3 separate regions of the Homo sapiens genome follow, and regions 1 and 3 are each linked to region 2. A link is a contact called in ENCODE Hi-C data. All regions are on one chromosome and are shown on one strand. Each heading gives the region's core, a stretch centred on a gene start or an enhancer-like site at or near the end of the contact. The rest is flanking DNA. Distances are from core to core; before and after follow the strand shown.

Evidence for each region. Hi-C counts contacts between places; a loop is a spot of excess contacts on that map. Pooled maps may share reads with other maps.
Region 1: a map of B cell shows a loop between it and region 2 (14-fold over the local background). The contact joins the enhancer-like site here to the promoter of NUB1 in region 2. A Hi-C loop is called at or near these places in 1 of 168 maps with a recorded cell type or tissue (B cell), 1 of 37 single-sample maps with no recorded cell type and 2 of 50 pooled maps.
Region 3: a map of CD4-positive, alpha-beta T cell shows a loop between it and region 2 (14-fold over the local background). The contact joins the promoter of RBM33 here to the promoter of NUB1 in region 2. A Hi-C loop is called at or near these places in 1 of 168 maps with a recorded cell type or tissue (CD4-positive, alpha-beta T cell), 1 of 37 single-sample maps with no recorded cell type and 6 of 50 pooled maps.

What each region holds. Positions count from the first base shown.
Region 1 is chr7:155,720,415-155,724,195 of GRCh38, forward strand. The region is part of intron 9 of RBM33 (RNA binding motif protein 33); the gene reads left to right. Among named protein-coding and RNA genes, the nearest start is that of RBM33, 78 kb to the left of the region's middle. Within about 2 kb of position 1,802, at least 3 of the 41 ENCODE cell types and tissues checked have a DNase peak (open chromatin) inside an H3K27ac peak, as active enhancers do; they include B cell, where a contact is called at or near this core.
Region 2 is chr7:151,339,410-151,343,123 of GRCh38, forward strand. NUB1 (negative regulator of ubiquitin like proteins 1) reads left to right here and starts at 2,403. Exons shown (of 15, transcript NM_001243351.2): 1 at 2,403-2,437. RefSeq lists enhancers at 675-734, 865-954, 2,024-2,525 and silencers at 2,123-2,322, 2,493-2,672.
Region 3 is chr7:155,643,088-155,646,531 of GRCh38, forward strand. RBM33 (RNA binding motif protein 33) reads left to right here and starts at 1,574. Exons shown (of 18, transcript NM_053043.3): 1 at 1,574-1,832. The coding sequence starts at 1,790. RBM33-DT (RBM33 divergent transcript) reads right to left here and starts at 1,319. Exons shown (of 3, transcript NR_126344.1): 1 at 1,127-1,319; 2 at 381-517. RefSeq lists an enhancer at 513-1,467 and a silencer at 1,392-1,901.

The DNA of each region.
Region 1 (3,781 bases), core at 552-3,051, 4.4 Mb after region 2:
AGCCCACCAGTCTTGTTGGGAAGGAAAATAAACTCTAGGCTACCTCTCGTTGTTTTACTTGTAAGCCAGATCTTCGTTGAGTAAAGTTATTTTTTTCTTTTTTCTACTACTAGATTAAACTTGGTTCCTGTGAATGTAAATGTAATTTTGTGAACATTTAATGAGGATCTACTTTATGTCAAGTGCTCTGCATAGTGCTGTCTCTAAGCTATAAAATGAACCAAGCATCATTAAATGAAACCTAACTTATGTCCTTGAAGCTAATTTTCATTTGAGTAAAATTTAAGAATAGTGAAGACAACATTGTTGTGGCTTAGCAAAGCCGTCTGGAGATTTCTTATTGGTGGCTGGAGGTGCTGCAGGCTCTGTCTTGGTTCTTATGGATGGCCGTATGCCCCTCAGTTTCTATCCTGGTGGTTTTCTGTATTTGGGGTTCAATCAATATTTGTCAAACCTAATTTTGCTTTAAAAACTGACTACACACACGCACACACAAAGTGATGGAACATTGAACTTCAAATGTAGCAGGTGGTCTGTTTGAGTCAGTGTGCTTCTTAGTACGCAAAAATAGATTTGAATTCAGAAATCTGTGTGCCAGTTGTTATGAAATTTGCAATTGAGCAAATCAAGGTTCATTGTAATCTCTCCTTTCCCCAGCTTAAGTACCTTTAAAGGAATTCTCATTGCTCCTAGGATAGGTAACATTCTATCCAAAGCTGTGCTCGTAGTAGTGCATATGTAGCTTCCTCACATCAGTCATAGTTGTGTGTTTACTCCTATTTGTGTGATATCTGGTGAATGTCTGTGGCTAAACACCCGTGCCAGAGTCCCGGTCATCCTGTGCTCGGTGGTGCACTTAGCCACAGGCCCTGTGCAGAGAGGCGGGAGGGAGCACATAGTTGTCAAATAGACATACCCAGAAACTTAATATAGAGTGACCTTACTGCTTATTAGGAGCCCTACATAGAATAAGTAATGTAAAGGGGGGGTGTGCTTTTTAATTTTTATATTTTTTACTTGTTGTATTCAAGAACGTATGTGAATTTGTATAGTAGAATTATATCACATGCATTTAACTATACAAGAATGCAGCTTCATACCCAATTGACTAAAAGAGTTAAAAAAAAGGCAGACAATACGCAAAAGTACCACTAGATTTCCAAATTTTAAAGGCTGTATGATACATTTGCTATTTATGCTTAGTTTAGAACTAGTATGTCCAGAAATTTTGCTGAGTTATAATACCTCTAGTTTTTTTAATTAAAAATTACAGAAATTGAGGCACCCAAATGTGAAATACCATTTTTCATAGTGTGTAAAATTATTTAAAATTATTCTTTAAAATTATTCTTAAAAATCCAAATCTGAGGCCAAAATTTGGTATTCTGGGCTTTGCTTGTAGTTAGACTAATATTTTTATTTCTTGTTAATTAGCATTATTTGGAGAATTTAAGAAATGATTTTTAAAACAAATAACTGAATGTCAAAATAAGTGTCTTAAGAAAAGGATCCTTGTTTTTGATCATTTTGGAGAAAATTGCTTTTGCTCTTGGTTATGTTAGTCTTTGCACTAGGATGCATGTCCTTCCCTAGTCCCTCATTTAAGGAATTCTGTAAAGTGCTTTGTAATTTAGGCTTCCATTTAAAAATTAGATTTATGTACTTAATTTTAGTTACAGATATGCACGTTAGTTCTGAACTCTGAAACTTTTTTTCTTCTGATTGTAAAACATATTTCCGTTACATAAGTTATGAATACTTACATGGGCTGATGAGCACAGGAAGTAACATACCCTCAGAGCTTAACATGTCCTGTGTGACTGATGACCCTGTTACATTTGGGCACTTTGCTCTGTCCAGTCTTCTGGTCTGGCCTCTTAACCATCTACTAGTCCATTTAATGAACACATTTTTGTTCATGTCAGGAATGCTGAATGCTATTTCACGAAACACTGTGTTGTGTTTTGTTTTGTCTTTTAAATAAGGAAGTAGTGGTGTGGAAGGCTAGTTACCTTTCTGAAAGTAAGTTTCTACACTTTAAATTCTGTTTTCCATTTCAGATGTTCTCTGTTTTACAATTAAATTAATCTAATTGGTTTCTCTTTCTGCAAAGGCTATACCTGGTGTTTTTGTCACTAATATAAAGCTGTAAGTCCTTATCTTATCCATAAAGTATATTTTCTAGTCATGTATTTGTCCTCAGAGAGTTTTTTGTTTTTAAAGTTTGCCCACTTAAAAAAAGTAACATAAAATGTCAACTGTTGGAATATTTTAACATGTTGTTTTGAGACTTTTGTGAATCTAGTTTTTCTGTGCAATTGCTGTTTTTAAGCTTGTGAAAAAGTGCTGAGCTAAATTTTAAGCTTATGAAAAAATCATTTTAAAGATTCCTGACCTAGAGTATTTTAAAATAAGTTTAAAAATTTTAAAAACTATTCAGTCCTTTGATTTTACATTGGTGTTTCGGGCAAATAGTGATATTTCAGTTAGCCGTTAAATACCAGGTAGTTGGGCTGCTGAATAATTTCTTAGTGCCTTTTGTTTAAATTTAAAATAAACTATACTTTTAAGTTTGAATGCATCTTCTTAACAATCGTGTTCTTACTTACTTAGACCTGGCAAACGAGGTTCGTATTTGTGTTTACTCTGTAGTTACAGAACATCACACATCTTATAGTTTGGGCCACATTTGGGCACATGGTATCAGGTGGCAGTGAATGATGTTTCCTGGATGTGTCTTATAGGCCATTTCATGCAAATCATGTTTGATGAGACTGCTGCATCAAATCACATTTCTTTCTATTACAGCCCTTGCAGATGAGAATCCAGACTTTATTCCATCCAGGAAAGAACGTCTTGCTTTTGAACACCTACTGTTTTTACAACATGCTTGCAATGCCTTATAATTACCAGCACTTAAGCTATGGAAGGAATGATGGGCATTTTCTCTGATCAGATCTATAAGTAGTAGCAGGCGAATATAGTAGGAGACCCTTCCAGCTGTCAAACATTGTCAGGCTTGCAAGGAGAGAATGCAGTTTAAAATGCACGTGACATAATACCCAACATCCTCCACTTGCTAGTGGGTTTCTGATTAATCGTGATTACCATACATTATCATACCATCAAATTTAATCATATCAATGAATTCCCATCTGCGGCAGTAACGAGCAGCTAAACACTATGGTAACAGCTATTAAAGAAGGTGGTTTATCAAATTCAGTAACCCTTTAACTTGCTGCTTGGTCAGCATGCGTTGCATGTGTTGGATAGAGATAGGGCTGGGTTCAAGTCCATGCTAATTAGTCAAAGGCCAGGGGTACTCCTTGAAATCACATAAAATTGGTTTCTTGTTTCTTCTGTTGGAGCTGTTGAGCTACTTTGTAAAAACTGCTTTATAAAGTATGTGATAAACTATAGTTGTCCCTTGTACAACATGTGTATATGCGGGGGCCTGGAAGCAATCTCCTATGCATACCAAGGGAGGGCTGTTTTTCGTTTATTGGCTAAGTAAATCTGTTACATTGACTGGGACACCTTTTAAATTCTCTTCGGATATAGAGTGCTATATATAGAGACTTAAACCTCAGTGTAGTTTGCCCATCTGCAACTGAATAATTTAGCCTGTGAAATGTTGGACACAGTTTAAAGTCTTGGAACTCCTCTGTGCAGGGAAATCTTAGTTACCTGTTTTTAGTGATGTGTCCTACAAAACACACTGCTTTTTTTTTTCTTTTAATATTTAATTTCCCAGGAGTTGTTGAAGACCTGTGGTTCTGTT
Region 2 (3,714 bases), core at 1,153-3,652:
GTTTCTATTGTCTTTTTCTTTTTTTATCTAGTAACTTTTTAATGAGATGCCAAATATAGCTTCTAAAAAGTTGTAGAGGCTTCAAATGTTATCATTCTCTCAGGAGGGTTTTTCCCTTTCCTCCACAAAACCAAAGACAGGAGTGGCCAATAACCTTAATCCAATCAGGGACTGCATGGAGTGAAGGCTGGGCTGAGGTTCTGGTAGGGTTCAAGCTACCGTTGCCCTCCAGTTTCCAACTGGGAACATGGTGTAGGCTCTGCAGTAACCCACTTCCACCACCACCCTAGCAGATCTCAGACTCGAATCTTTGTTTTGCAAGTCTATCAAAAACTTCTGCTTTCAGAGGCCTTCCATTTACATTTCAGTTTCTTGCCCCATACAAGCCTTGAATTCAGCAATTGTCCTTGGAATTTCCCCCTACATCGCTGTGTTGGTTTTGTGTCCCCAGCAGTGGCCCTCTGTGGTCTCAAAGTCTAAATTCTCAGCCTCATGCTTGTATCCAGAACTGGCAAAAGCCCTCACACACCAATACAAGCCACTGCAGACATTAGCTCACCCCTTGAAGGTTCCTCATTCTCTGGAATATCAAGTCCCCCCATTCTTGCCTCAGCAGCTTTCACTGCCTTCAAACAGATGTTTTCTGACTTCGCTTTCTGGCTTTTCTAGTTGTTGTTAGTGGGAGCCTTGGTCTACTGCAAGCTGCTCCATCACACCTGAGCGTGGACATTCAATTTCCTGATGGTCTACTACGTAAATGTAAAAGTGAAACTATCTTTGTTACTCATCTCAGAGAAAGCCCTCAGAAAAAAATGTCAGAACAGTTTCTGTTGTCCTTCTACCTTGCTGCAATTGCTACTGAGCAATCAACGGGCTTTTTCCTGATGTGCTAGAAGCCAACACCATGGCACGGGCTTTTGAGAAAAGAAAGGCTTTATTGTGAGTTGACTGTCAAGGAGACATGAGGAAACCCTCAGCTCTGTCTCCTTGAGCTTGGGGCTGGGTTGGGTTTTATAAGCATAGGGTAATGACGCATGATCGGATTAGATTTTGCGATGAGGTGATGCTGGGATGCTCATCTGACTGGACCCTGCCATGGGGTGACACCAGGGCTTGATCTGATTGCATTCTGGATCTCACCATGCAGTGCCCATTTCTTAATTCAGTCCCTGCTTTGATCTGAGCACTCAGGTTCCGCCCCTGGTTGCATGCTTGGTTCACCTGGGCATCCTCAGGTTACGTGCGAAACCTTCCATCTGGGAGTCCATGCAACTGAAAAACAACTCACAACTTGGGTATATAAAAGGCGAATCAGATTGGTCTGGTGCGGTTATACAGTTATTAATATCCCTTTGTCAGAAGTCAAAATTACCACAAATTTAGATTAAAGATCTATTGGTTTTTATTGATTCATGAATCAGGATGGCATCTTCTCTGAAAATTTAGAAACGGTGCTCCAACGAGCTGGGCAGAGGAGGTGGGCTTTATAGGTAGAAAAGGGCTAAAGAAAGCAGCAACAGGGAACGAAAAACGGATTGGTCACTGCAAGGTTACAGGAGTCCCCTCTCGTCCACACACAGGTGGTGTGTCCCAAGACCCACAGTGGATGCCTGAAACCTCGGATAGTACTGCACCCCATTTTACATACACACACATATATATATACTATATATATACACACACTTCATTTTTCCTATACATACGTACATACCTACGATAAAGTTTAATTTATTAGGCACAGTAAGAGATTAACAGCAATAACTGATAATAAAATAGAAGCGTCACTGTTGAGCACAGCCTTGGGAATAGGACCTTGGAAGTAGGCAGAGCTCCCTAGGCCTTGTGGTCCCTAGTGGCCGTGGACAGCATGGGGGAGGAAATTCCCGGGAAGCAGCCTAATTTCACCCCAGGGAAGCCCCTGGTGGGCTTGTGGAGGGCGGGGTGAAAAGCCGCTGGTTTAGGGAAGGGGTCCAGCCTAGGCTGAGGAATGAGATGCGGGTTGGGACGGTCCCGACCCTTCCCCCAGCCTCTTTCAAGGATTCTGGAGAAACAAAGCCAGGATCCATTTCCTCTTGATGGCTGGCAAACTGAGCCCGGGCGGGAAGTCCTGGAAGACTGAGCCTGGGGTGGCGTTGGACACCAACTCCCAGGTCCTCGCCCCACACGGCCACATCCTCGCCCAGCCCCGCCTCCGCTTAGCTCCGCCCCGTCGCGGCTCCGCCCCGCGGTAACCACGCCCACACAACCGTATCCCCGCCCACAGCTGGCTTCGCCTTGGCCCCGCCCACAACCCTCTTTCCAAGCGGCGGCGGCGGCGGCGGCGCGAAGGCGACAGCGGCGGCGGGGGCGGGGCTGGCCTCACCCGGAATGAAAACAAACGGCGGCCGCTGCCGCATCCGGGCACTCTGCTGGTCGCGGCGGGAGTGGCGTGGCGCAGGTGAGGACACGGCGGCCGAGTGTCCTCGACCCCAGCCTCAGCAGCACTGCTTGGCGCCCCGGTTCCCGGTCCGACTGGGCACCTCTCCTGGCCAGGGGTGGAGCGGCCGCGGGGCGGGGGTGAGCAGCCATGCGTGGAGCTGGGCCGGGGCCGGGGCCGGGGCCGGGAGCGGTGGGCCGGGCTTCGGGACGCGCTGGCCGTTCGGGGCCCTTTGGTTTGCCCTGAGTTAGGCAGAGGTGTGGGGTATTTAAAAGAAAATATTGAGTGTATCGGTTTGGGGAGAGAAAGGAATAAATATGTCTATAAAAAATTAGCCAAATGCTATACTTGAATCGTAACACTCCGAGTATACCATTTGGGATTTATTTGCAATCAAAGCCAGATTTTCTTTGCTATTTAATGACAAGACACTTGATTTTCTCGAACCTTGACGACCTGATTCTATCATTCTCACCTCCTTCCCTTTTATTTTTAATCAAGAATCTTTCATTTTCCTAAGAAAAAATGAATGTGTCTTGACTAGATATAGTTGTGTTTCAACTATATATAATGTATACTTGAAAAGGTGTGGCTAAATGTAGCAATGATCGATTCATTACAAAAGTGAAAGTGAAATTTTTAAAGGATCGTTATAACGTTTCACTTTCTGCTTGGACCACGGAGTGATATTAATGAGTTTCGTCTTTTCTTAGTTACAATGTGAAACATTGTATGGCATGCATGAAACTTTTTCAGTTCTCATTTCAGTTAAAATTAAAAACTGACTTATTAAACTTGACTTAAAATATGTCGCCACTTACTCTGTTGTCTATAACTGAAGTTCCTTAAGTTTCAAGACAGTGGTTTAATTTTTTTTTAACATTAAATCTTATTCGGTGTAACCCTGGAGCTCTTGTTTGCTCCCTGGAGTGTCTGACACGCACTGGGTTTGTAACACTCCTTCGTCCTTCTGTCAAGTGGTGGCTTGGATGGCATCTTTTTAAAAATTTTTTATTTGTTTATTTTTTTAGTAGAGACGGGGTTTCACCATGTTGACCAGGCTGGTCTTGAACTCCTGACCTCAGGTGATCCACTGGCCTCGGCCTCCCAAGTGCTGGGATTACAGGTGTGAGCCACCGCGCCCGGCCTTGGATGGCATCTCTGAGTACCGCATCAGCCTTTCAAATTGCTTGGCTCCAGTAACCAGCCTGTGAAATTACTGTCCCCCAGTGGGGAGACAGTAGGGTTGCTGTGATATTTTATTCAGAATTTCTGAAGATTCATGAGTAGTATGTAAA
Region 3 (3,444 bases), core at 324-2,823, 4.3 Mb after region 2:
CCATTTTTCAATGAGTTGCTTGCAAAACATTTTTTTTGGGGAGTGAGTTCTCACAGTTGAATAATTTTTTTGTTTTTTTTTGAGACAGAATCTCGCTCTGTCACCCAGGCTGGATTGCCGTGGCGCAATCTCGGCTCACTGCAACCTCCGCCTCCTCGATTCAAGCAATTCTCCTGCCTCAGCCTCCTGAGTAGCTGGGATTACAGGCGCGTGCCACCACGCCCAACTAATTTTTGTATTTTTAGTAGAGACGGGGTTTCACCATGTTGGTCAGGCTGGTCTCAAACTCCTGACCTCGTGATCCACCCACCTCAGCCTCCCAAAGTGGTGGGATTACAGGCGTGAGCCACCGCGCCCGGCCAGCATTTTATTATACGTACCGTTTTATCATCTCTTCACCCATCCACCAATGCATCTCCTGTATGGACGTCTTGATTGTTAACTCACGGCACTGGACCTCCAGTTTCATGCCTCTCCACATTGCAGGGTCCTCTACGTTGTTGTATCAGTCACCTTTCTAAAATACAAATCTTACCATGTAAATTGTTTCTAAAATCTTTCAATAGACCCCATAGACTCAGAAAAACGTCCCAAAGTCCGGAATCCTGGCCCCTGCCTACCTTTCCAGTTTCATTGCTGGGTCAGAACGCCTCACCTAAGCCCCACATTGACCGATATGGAATCAATGTTTACAGCCGGTGTGTACTTAATCAACCCCCTTCCCCGACTGCGACCACTCAGATGCGCCTTCCCGGGCCCCACACCCCAAAACCCCTGAGCCCTTTCGTCCACAGCTGTCTGACCACCCAGCACCCTTTCCTTTATGTCAAGTATGAGGATTTCGTTTCTTAACCTTTCTCACTGCTCAAAATGCAAACTCAGACATGAGTGCCGGGCGCTATCCGTCCTGCTCACGTCTTGTTCTCAGGGCCGCAAGGCGCAGGGGCAGTAAGGGCCGAGAGCCCATCAGGGTCCGGCGCTGCCCGCTGCCCAGCCGGGCGCGGAGAAGGGGACGGGGGTCCGGGGTCGCGGGTCCGGAGGGTCTCGGGTTGTAGGAAGTGAGGGCTCGCGGGCGCCGCACGAGTGCGCGTGCACGTTAGCCCGGCGCGCGCGGCACTCATCTCACCTCGCGGAAGCACCTGCCGGAGCTGTGTGCACCCTTTCCTGCCCTCAACACAAGCCGTCGGCGTTCACTACTGTAGCTCATTCAGACCCCACTCTCCAACCTACTGTCCAGGCACAGAAACGACAGTTAAGGTTCCCCCGGACCGTACGCTGGACCTTGCCTCCCCGGCTCCTAACGGGAGACGGGCTGCCGTAAAGCTTCGCTTTGCCGACTGCTGCAAAGCGCCTTACGACTGAACCCGGAATCGACCTATGGCCAGCAGTCGTCCCCGCCCTGCTTCAAACATTTGGGTTTCAGGAGCCGGGCGGAGGTGACTGCCGCGTGTTTGCGTTGCACGCCCACCGCCCGAAACACGGCGGCGGCCTCAGGGCTGCTGCGGCCTCGGCGGGGGCAGGCCCCGGCGCCCGCCCGCCTCCCGGCCTCCATCATCCCAGGGTGCACCGCGGCGGGCGCGGGCGCGCGGCCATGTTGCGGTAGTTTGTTGTTTTCTTCCTGCGGAGGCGAAGGGCCAGCTGTGGACCGCGAAGCGCCCGGCTTCGCCTCTGCCTCCTGCAGCCCCCTCCCTTCTCTGTCCTCCGTCACCCGTACCCGGGCCCGGACCAGGCACGTCGGCCCACCAGCTGGCTTGGTGGGGGAGGCTGAAGGCCGGGCCCCGCGAGTGCCATGGCGGCCGCCCTGGGAGCGAGCGGAGGAGCAGGCGCCGGAGGTACGTGAGGCAGCCGGACTCTGGGGGCCAGGACCGCGCCGCGGTGGGCGGGGGTGTAGGCCGGGGGGCCTCCCCGCTTAGGAGAGGACGAGGCTCTCCCCGGCTCCGACTCTCTTTGTGTTCGGCCTATTCCGTTTTCTCCCTCGCCTTCCCTCGCTATTGTCATTCTCCCTTTCTCGCTCCTCCTCTCCGCTGTGCAGATCGTACTTACCTGTGAACTTCTGTGTGTCCTCTACTTTGCAAGGCTGCCTAAGTGTCAGGCCCATCTCTGGCGTTGGCGGGCATTAAGTGCCGAAGCCGGCCTGGTGTCCTATGGGTAGGAGAGCGCCCCCCCCACCCCCCGAGACAGTGTCACTTAGGGAGAGCGGGGCAGGTCGCTGTAGGGTGGGTGTTTAAGATTGTGGGGCCATCCTGACAGATTTAGATTGATTTGAAGCCCATTACAAAAACATAACGAAAAGATTCACCTGTGTGAAGGAATGTGCGACAGTAGGCCAGTTTGGAAAGTGAGATTTCTTGAGAAAGTCTCAATAAATCCCTGTTTTAAATTAACTTATTTGTTGTCTAATAACCTGTTAGTGTTTTATGTGCGTCTTCCAAAAGTGAAAACGTGACACAAAAGGTTTAGATACTGAGTCAGTTCCTTTGGATAGTTTTTCTTGTTTGCAAGCATAAACAGTATTGATGAAACACCTATCTCTAAAAAATTGTAGGTAAATTACTTTCAGGTAAAATTACATATCACTGGGGGTTTTAAAAACGTGGAGAGATACTTGAAAGTGACTTTTTAAGTGATTATTTTGAAAACTTTGAAAAGATGGTAAAATATGGATAACAAAAGCATTTGGGATTAGTTCTTACCATTGAAACGTTGAAAAGCCAGTCTAGTGTATACTCGAGAAGTATTTTTTAGTAAATGCTAGCAGATGGTTACGTTGTTATCATCCTGTTTAGGAATTTTGGCCCAACTGTCAAAACGTTTGCCTGACAAAATGGAAAAACAAAAAAGACTAAGTGTAGGAATGTCGCTTCTGGCAATTTGGTTTGCTATATGCCACTTTTCTTTCAGTTTAAATACATGATGTTTGCGTGTTACATCTGAGACTAATTAAAATTTTAAAATGTATAGTTCACCTATCTTTCTGGGGGTCAGAATTACTTGTTTTATAGCATTCCCAGTGTAACCTGGGAACTCTTGGGTGAACACTCTTTTCATTAGAAAGACTAAGGTGTTATTTGTATTTTTTCTCTTTTCTTTCAGTAGTGTACAGTGGAGTTTTCTAGAGGCTGAATAACATGTGAAGACGTTATGCTGATGGCTAATGGAATATATGCTTGTGTATTCTTTTACGTTTCTCATTTTAAATTTCTAAAATAGTAATATCACTGAATGTAATCCAGATAAACAGGCATTTTTGGGTCTTCAATAATTTTGAGGTCAGAAGTTTTGAGAATTGCTATTTTAGAAGAATAAGTAGGCTTTATTCATGATGCTTTGGAGTTTTTCCTTCCATTTTGTCACAAGTGCCAAAGTTTCCTTTGCTCTTCATACCAAACTCCTTGCCAAGATTTGTGAGTTCTGTATGACTTGGTCCCTGCCTACCCCACCAGC